2 separate regions of the Homo sapiens genome follow, and region 1 is linked to region 2. A link is a loop called in an ENCODE intact Hi-C map of the cell type or tissue named here. Cell type or tissue: mesothelial cell of epicardium. All regions are shown on one strand.

Region 1 (4,000 bases), 340 kb after region 2:
TATCTATCTATCTATCTATCTATCTATCCATCTATCATCACCTATCTATATCTATCTATCATTTCTATCATCTATCTACTGTATCTATCTATGTATCTATCATCTCTCTACTCTATCATCTATCTCTATCTACTATCTATCTATCTATCTATCTATCTATCTATCTATCTATCATCTATATCTATCATCACCTATATATATCTATCTATCATCTTTATCTATCTATCATCTATATCTATCATCTATCTACTGTATCTATCTATGTATCTATCATCTATCTACTCTATCTATCTATCATCTATCTACTATCTATCATCTATATTTATCTATCTATCATTATCTATCTGTATCTATCTATCATCTCTATCATCTCTACCTATCATATCTATCTATCTATCATCTATCTACTGTATCTATCATCACCTATCTATATCTATCATCTCTATCATCTATCTACTGTATCTATCTATGTATCTATCATCTCTCTATCATCTATATCTACCTATCTATCATCTATATCTATCATCTCTATCTATCATCACCTATCTATATCTATCTATCATCTCTATCATCTATCTACTGTATCTATCTATGTATCTATCATCTATCTACTCTATCATCTATCTACTATCTATCAATCATCTATATCTATCATCATCTCATCTATCATCTATCTACTGTATCTATCTATCTGTCTATCATCTATCTACTCTATCTATCATATCTATCTATCATCACCTATCTATATCTATCATCTCTATCTATCATCTATCTACTGTATCTATATATCTATCATCTCTATATCTATCATCTATCTCTATCTACTATCTATCTATCTATCATCTCTATCTATCTATGTATCTATCTATCTATCATCACCTATCTATATCTGTCTATCATCTATATCTATCATCTCTATCATCTATCTACTGTATCTATCTATGTACCTATCATCTATCTACTCTGTCTATCTATCTATCTATCATCTATCTACTATCTATCAATCATCTATATTTATCTATCATCATCTATCTCTGTCATCTGTATCTGTCATTTCTATCTACCTATCATCTATCTATATCTATCTATCTATCATCTATCTACTGTATCTATCTATCTGTCTGTCTATCATCTATCTACTCTATCATATCTATCTATCTATCATATATAGTACATGTGTATCTATATGGACATTTAGATATATGTAAACATTCTATTGGTTCTGTTTCTCTGGAGAACCCAGACTAGTTCTCCTCTTCTGGGCCATGGCGTTGCTATTAACTTGGCTGTGCTGAGGAATAGATGAGATGACACGCCTAGTGAGTGCTGAGTAAATGTTGTCTATTGCTGGTACCATCGTTATTAATGTTACTGATATTAGATGGGGGAGCATCTTCTGATCCCTGCCACGTGCCCTGACCTCCCTCATACACTCATCGTTTCCCCAGAAGGTGCCTGTCCTTAGGGGGCATTTCCTCCTAGGGGCCTGGGCTCTGCCTTCCAGCCCCACATCCCCTATGCACGCACCATATGCCCAGGCTCTGGCTGGTTGGTTTGAGAGTCTGGGAGGCTGAGAGCCTTCATGGAAACAAGTGCTGGCTTGGTGCCAGCAGGGCTGTTGTGGGGATTAAATGCAATGCGGCCTGAGCAGCCTTTGCCGCATGGTACTCGGACGCAAGGCTTGTTTCTCCACTTTGTGTCATGTGAAATCTGACTCAGGATATTCAGTCTCAATGCTTTAGGGGTGGGGAGTGGGGAGGCTTCCTTTCCCTAAACTTGTAAAAGAATTCCAGGAACCTCATTCAGACTGAAAATGAGAGCCAGTCATCTGATCTTCTTGGGCCACGGTTTCTTGGAAGGCAAGGAGTCCTCTGCTTGTGGCATCCACTCCTCAGTGCCCATCTGGGCCATGAAGTCTTCACTGGGCTTCTGAGGCCCAAGGGAGGCAAGGCTGACTTCCCAAGTGTCCAGCCTATGCCACTGCCCCAGGCGCCATGCTCAGAAGGGCCTCACTCTTGGTTTCATTCTCTCTGCCACCATCCTGAAATTCAGAACAACTTTTGAACAAAGGACCCACAGTTGCATTATACGCTGGGCTCTGGAAATTATGAGGCCAGTCCTTCTCCAGGAGTCCAACAATGTGTCATTATCCTCGGAGGTTCCACCCTCCCAGGGCCTTCACGGGGGTGGGAGGCCTGTTGGCTGCAAGTGGGGCCATCTCCCCCAACCACACGCTCACTCTTAGAAATCTCACCCCTTTTTCATCCCGTGGAAACAGCCCCTTTTAGGCAAGCCAGTTATTTGTGTCTCTGAACCTAAGATTTTGAAAGTACAGGCCCTTACTCCCCCATGGGACAAGGAAACCTTGGTACTCCAAGACATAAAGCCTTCCTTTCCTTCTCGAAAAAGAAAAGGAGGAAATCCTCTTACTCTTTCAAGGCGAGACCTCTTGAATACTTCACACAGCTCATCCCTCCATCAGAGAATATCTCCCTCAGCGCTAGATAAATGGTAGGTCCCTTCCCTACCTGGCTCTACACCCTGAAGTTGGGCATTATTGCTTCCATTTCCAAGATGAGTAGACTAAGATCCAGAGAGATTCAGAGTCTTGCCAATGATCAGAGAACCTCCCATCTTCCTACTCTTCTCAGAGTTTCTGTAGACCTGGCCAGAGAAGTGAGGAAATGAGAGCATGCGTGGGTAAAGGTACTGTTTATATAATTTTCGCTCCTCTAAAAAGTCCTGGATCAGTTTATAACTCAGAGAAATTGCAACTATTCCCCATTATGGCAGGCGTGTCTTAAGAGTTAGCTCTTAAGATATGTCTTAAGAGAATGTTAACTCTCTGTGCTGGGATTACAGGCGTGAGCCACTGTGCCTGGCTGACATGTCTTAGGAGTTAACATTCGTATCTCTTTTATTCCTCACGGCAGCTCTATCAAGTATTGTCTTAAGGCTTCTTTTTACCAGATGGGAAAACTGAGGTTCGAAGAAGTTGAAAACCACGCCCAAGGTCACAGAGAGCTAGAGAATTTGGAGCTGGGCAGGTAGTGTCAGCTGCAGCCCAAGGTGGAAACCTAAACCTACTCTTGATAGCTGGGAAACTCTGAAATGCTGCCCCATCCAAGCCACGTCATGCTCTGCAGTGGAGAAGGTCTAGGCGGGAGACGCAGAGGTGCTCAGAGGATGGTTTCAATTTTCAAGCCGTGGTCTGACCACTCACGTTTTTGAAAATTAAAAATTAAATCTTGGCCCTGAACCGAGAGCAAAGAAGCAGTATTCTGCTCTTGGAGCCCTGCCTGCTCACCCTCGTGAATTGGGGGTTCTATATCGTGAGGGAAATGGCTATTTCAGCTGCCAAAGAGTAGATCACACTCCCTGCAGCCCTCGAACCCAAGAGTTATTGCTGTGGGTAGAGAGCTGGGCGGCTTTGCCCCAGCGATGATGAATTGGGAAAGACCTTGACGTTTCAGGGTCTTCCAGAAACACTATCCAGGCGCAGGAAGGAGCTGTGTGCTTGAGGAGGGTTTGCCAGGGGACAATGAGTTCAGGATTCTGAGGACAAAGCTTATTCAGATGAGAGCTGTGGGAGTGGCCAGGGTGCCACTGGGAAGTGTGGGTCCCTGAGATAGTCTCCCACGGGAACCTCTGGGTCTTCCTTGCCCTTTCTTCTTCCTCTCCCTGACTGCGTCATGGAAAGGCCGACATTTGTTTCTGAATAGCCCTTACCTCTGTTCTCCCGTCAGCACGCTCAGTCCTCGTCCTGCCTGGATGGCTGTCATTGCCCCTTTGTGGGACCCCCTGCCTCTGTCTTGCCCGCTCCACACTGGTCAACCCCACCACACTTGGAGGTGCAAAACCCTCAGGGGTCCCTACTGTGTAAGCCTGACACACTGAAGGACTTGACTGTCCTTCACACTGACACACTGAAGGACTCTCCAGCTTTGTTTTCTGCCACCTGTCCTCCTGATCCAGTCATGCCAAGCCACAGAGGCTCCCC
Region 2 (4,000 bases):
TAAGAAGCACAGTGTTGGCAGGCCTCTTCTGGCTTCAGAGACAGCACATTCTACGCTTGGGAATATTGCTCCAACCCATTTACTGGCTAACTTAGTAGGCTGCCAGCTTTGAGCCCTACTAATGCCTCTCTTCCGCTGATGTCTATGGCCTCATTGAAGGAGGGGGGCCCTCTACATCCAACTCATGAGTGAGGAAGAAACTCGAGCATATTCCAGTGTAGCTAAGTAATGGGTAAATTTGACATATAGTTGTCCCATAAACAACAGTAAACTCTGGATCAAATGCAACAAGAAAACACAAACAACAACAAAACTACCTGAAGACACTGGAGAGTGAACAAATGAGCATATCCCAGAGGGCAGTTAAAATTGAAAGGGAGAACAGCACAATATGATTTTCCCGTTTTCGTGACTTTTAGCCTAAGGGTAGGATGCAGTTGGTGCTGCGCAAGGCAGCTAAAACTATGACAGAAAATTCTGAGTCTTCCTGGCCTGAAAAACCAGAGAACAAACTTAAGGAACAACTATGCTAATGCAAAGTGGGGAGGGATACCCCAAAAAGAAAGGAGTCAGAGAGGAGAAGCCCCAAACCACGTGTATAAACTTTGCACAAACTCTAGTTGACCCCTGAACTATGCATTTACAGGGCCAACTGCAAGTAGCTTGGCTAAGGGTAAAATAACTGAACTGAGATTTGACCTGATTCCCAGGAGACGGACTTTGCAATTTGAATCCAACCATGTTAACTGCCTGTTCAAACGAAACAAAACAAAAACCAAGAAAGCCAACGAACACTCTTCAGAGAAACAACAGAATCCAGTCTCTACAACATGAATTTGAGAATATGCAGGACACAGTCTGAAATTACTTACAATACAAGGAAAAAATGTGACCCATTCTCTAGAGAAAAGATAGTCCATGGAGACTAATTCTGAGATGACCCAGATTTTGAAATTTGCAAACAGGATTTTCGAGAGGTTATTTTAATTATGCTCACCGACATAAAGAAAAACAGGTTTGCGATAAATGAAAAGTGACGAGATCACAGCAGAAAAATAGAGACTATAGAAAACAACCAAATAGAAATTCTAGAATTGGGCCAGGCACAGTGGCTCACACCTGTAATCCCGGCACTTTCAGAGGCTGAGGCGGGTGGATCACATGAGGTCAGGAGTTTGTGACCGGCCTGATCGACATGATGAAACCCCGTCTCTACTAAAAATACAAAACTAGCTGGGTGTGGTGGCACATGCCTGTAATCTCAGCTACTTGGGAGGCCAAGGCAGGAGAATCGCTTGAACTCAGGAGGCAGTCGTTGCAGTGAGCTGAGATCATGCCACTGCACTCCAGCCTGGGCAACAAGAGCGAGACTCCACCTCGGAAAAAAAAAAAAAAAAAAGAAAGAAATTCTAGAATTGAAAAAACACAATATCTAAAATTTAAAAATTCACTGGATAAGGTTAATAGCACAAAGGAGGTGACAGAGGAGTCAATAAAAGAAACTATCTTATCTACATGAGAGAGGGAAAAAAGATGGGAAAAGGACCTATGAGACAACATCCAGAAGGAGAAGAGAGAGAGAGGATAGGGACGAAAAATTTTTGAAGAAATAACTGACATTGCCCCAAATTTGTGAAGACATCAAGTTACAGAATCAAGGTTAACAACTGTTAAGCTGGACAAATGTGAAGAAAACCATGCCTAGGCACATTATAGTCAAATTGCTGAAAGCAAAAATAAAAAGAAAATCTTGAAGGCATCCATAGAAAAATGACAGATAGAGGAGAACACCAACTCTAACGACTACTGACTTCTCATGGGAAAGAATGAAGGCCAGCCAGACACTGTGGCTCATGCCTGTCTGTCATCCCAGCACTTTGGGAGGCTGAGGCAGGAGGATTGCTTGAGTCCAGGAGTTTGAGAGCAGTCTGGTCAACATGGCAAACCCCATCTCTACAAAAAATACAAAAATTAGCCAGGTGTGCTGGTGTGCCCTATAGTTCCAGCTTGGGAGGCTGAGATAGGAGGATCCATTGAGCCTGGGAGGTCGAGGCTGCAGTAAGCTGTGATTATGTCACTGCACTACAGCCTAGGTGACAGAGCGAGACCCTGTCAGGCAGGGCATGGTGGCCATGCCTGTAATCCTGGCACTTTGGGAGGTCAGGCTGGGCAGATCTCTTGAGCTCAGGCGTTCGAGACCAGCCTGGGCAACACAGTGAAACCCTGTCTCTACAAAAAATGCAAAAATTAGCCGGGGTAGTGGTGTGTGCCTGTAGTCCCAGCTACTCGGGAGGCTGATGTGGGAGGATCACTTGAACCCGGGAGGCGGAGGTTGCAGTGAGCTGAGATCATGCCACTGTACTCCAGCCTGGGCCACAGAGCCAGACCCCATCTCAAAAAAGAAAAAAAAGGCTGGGCGTGGTGGCTCACGCCTGTAATCCAGCACTTTTGGAAGGCCAAGGCAGGCAGATCACGAGGTCAGGAGTTCAAGACCAGCCTGGCCAACATAGTGAAACTCCATCTGTACTGAAAATACAAAAAATTAGCTGAGTGTGGTGGCGGGCACCTGTAATCCTAGCTACTCAGGAGGCTGAGGCAGGAGAATCGCTTTAATCCAGGAGGTGGAGGTTGCAGCGAGCCGAGATGGTGCCACTGCACTCCAGACCCAGCGACAATGCGAGACTCCATCTGAAAAAAAAAAAAAAAAAAGGGAATACAGGCCAGAAGACATGCAATAGGTCGAATAGCGACCCCCCAAAAGATACAATGAAATCATAACCCTGGTAGCTGTGAATATGACTTTATTTGGAAAAAGGTTCTTTGCAGGTTTGATTGAGTTAAAGATCTTGAGATGAAAGCATTCTGGATGAACCAGTCAGGCCCTAGCTCACATGACAAGTATACTTATAAGTAAGAGGAGAAACACCAAGGCTTAGGGGAGAAGACACAGACACAAAACAGAAGGCTGTGTGAAGGAGGCAGAGGTTAGAGCTATGAAGCCAAAAACCAGGGAACGCCTGGAGCCACCAGAGGCTGAAAGAGGCAAGAAAGGGTTCTTCCCTAGAGCTTCTGGACAGAGTGTGGCCTTACCTACTCTTTTTTATTTTTTTTTTTCAAGATGGGGGTCCCAATCTGTCACCCAGGCTGGAGTGCAGTGGTGCAATATTGGCTCACTGCAACCTCTGCCTCCCCGGCTCAAGTGATCCTCCCACCTCAGCCTCTTGAGTAGCTGGAAACACAGGCACATGTTGTTACACCCGGCTAACTTTTTGTATTTTTGGTAGAGCCAGGGTTTCGCCATGTTGGCCAGGGTGGTCTCAAACTCCTGGGAGCAAGTGATCCGCCTGCCTCGGCCTGGAATTACAAGGCCTTGGTGCTGGGATTACAAGCATGAGTCACTGCACCCGGCCTAGTTTTTAAACTTCTGGTCTCTAGAACTGAGAGAATAAATTTATGTTTTTCTAAGTCACCAAGTTTGTGGTAATTTCTTTTTTTATTTGAGATGGAGTCTCGCTCTGTCACCCAGGCTGGAGTGCAGTGGCACGATCTTGGCTCACTGCAACCTCTGCCTCCCAGGTTCAAGCAATTCTCTGCCTCAGCCTCCCGAGTAACTGGGATTACAGGCGCCTGCCACCAGGCCGGGCTAATTTTTTGTATTTTTGGTAGAGATGGGGTTTCACCAGGCTGGTCTTGAACTCCTGACCTCGTGATCCACACGCCTTGGTCTCCCAAATTGCTGGGATTACAGGCGTGAGCCACCACGCCCGGCCTGTGGTAATTTCTTATGGTAGCCCAGGAAATGCATACAACAGAAGACCATCATCTATAAAGTGTTGAAAGAAAAACTTCTAAATCCAGCTAAAGTATCCTTCAAGAAGGATAACAAAATAAAGACTGTTTCATATAAAAGAAAAACAAAATAATACACTGCCAGCAGTAATGCATTGCAAAAAATGCTACAGGAAGTTCTTCAGGATGAAAGGAAATGATACCAGATGGA

Evidence for each region. Peaks named below come from ENCODE experiments on the same cell type or tissue, not always from the same donor. Only the 100,000 strongest peaks of a DNase experiment are listed, where the experiment ranks them.
Region 1: it touches region 2 in a loop (27-fold over the local background); 1 of 110 quality-filtered maps calls a loop at or near these places.

Annotation. Positions count from the first base shown.
Region 1 is chr5:171,686,924-171,690,923 of GRCh38, reverse strand. No RefSeq gene overlaps it. Among named protein-coding and RNA genes, the nearest start is that of SMIM23, 97 kb to the left of the region's middle. In mesothelial cell of epicardium, no CTCF peak of the experiment used is centred here; a DNase peak (open chromatin) is centred at 1,596.
Region 2 is chr5:172,025,068-172,029,067 of GRCh38, reverse strand. No RefSeq gene overlaps it. Among named protein-coding and RNA genes, the nearest start is that of FBXW11, 20 kb to the right of the region's middle. In mesothelial cell of epicardium, no CTCF peak of the experiment used is centred here; no DNase peak of the experiment used is centred here.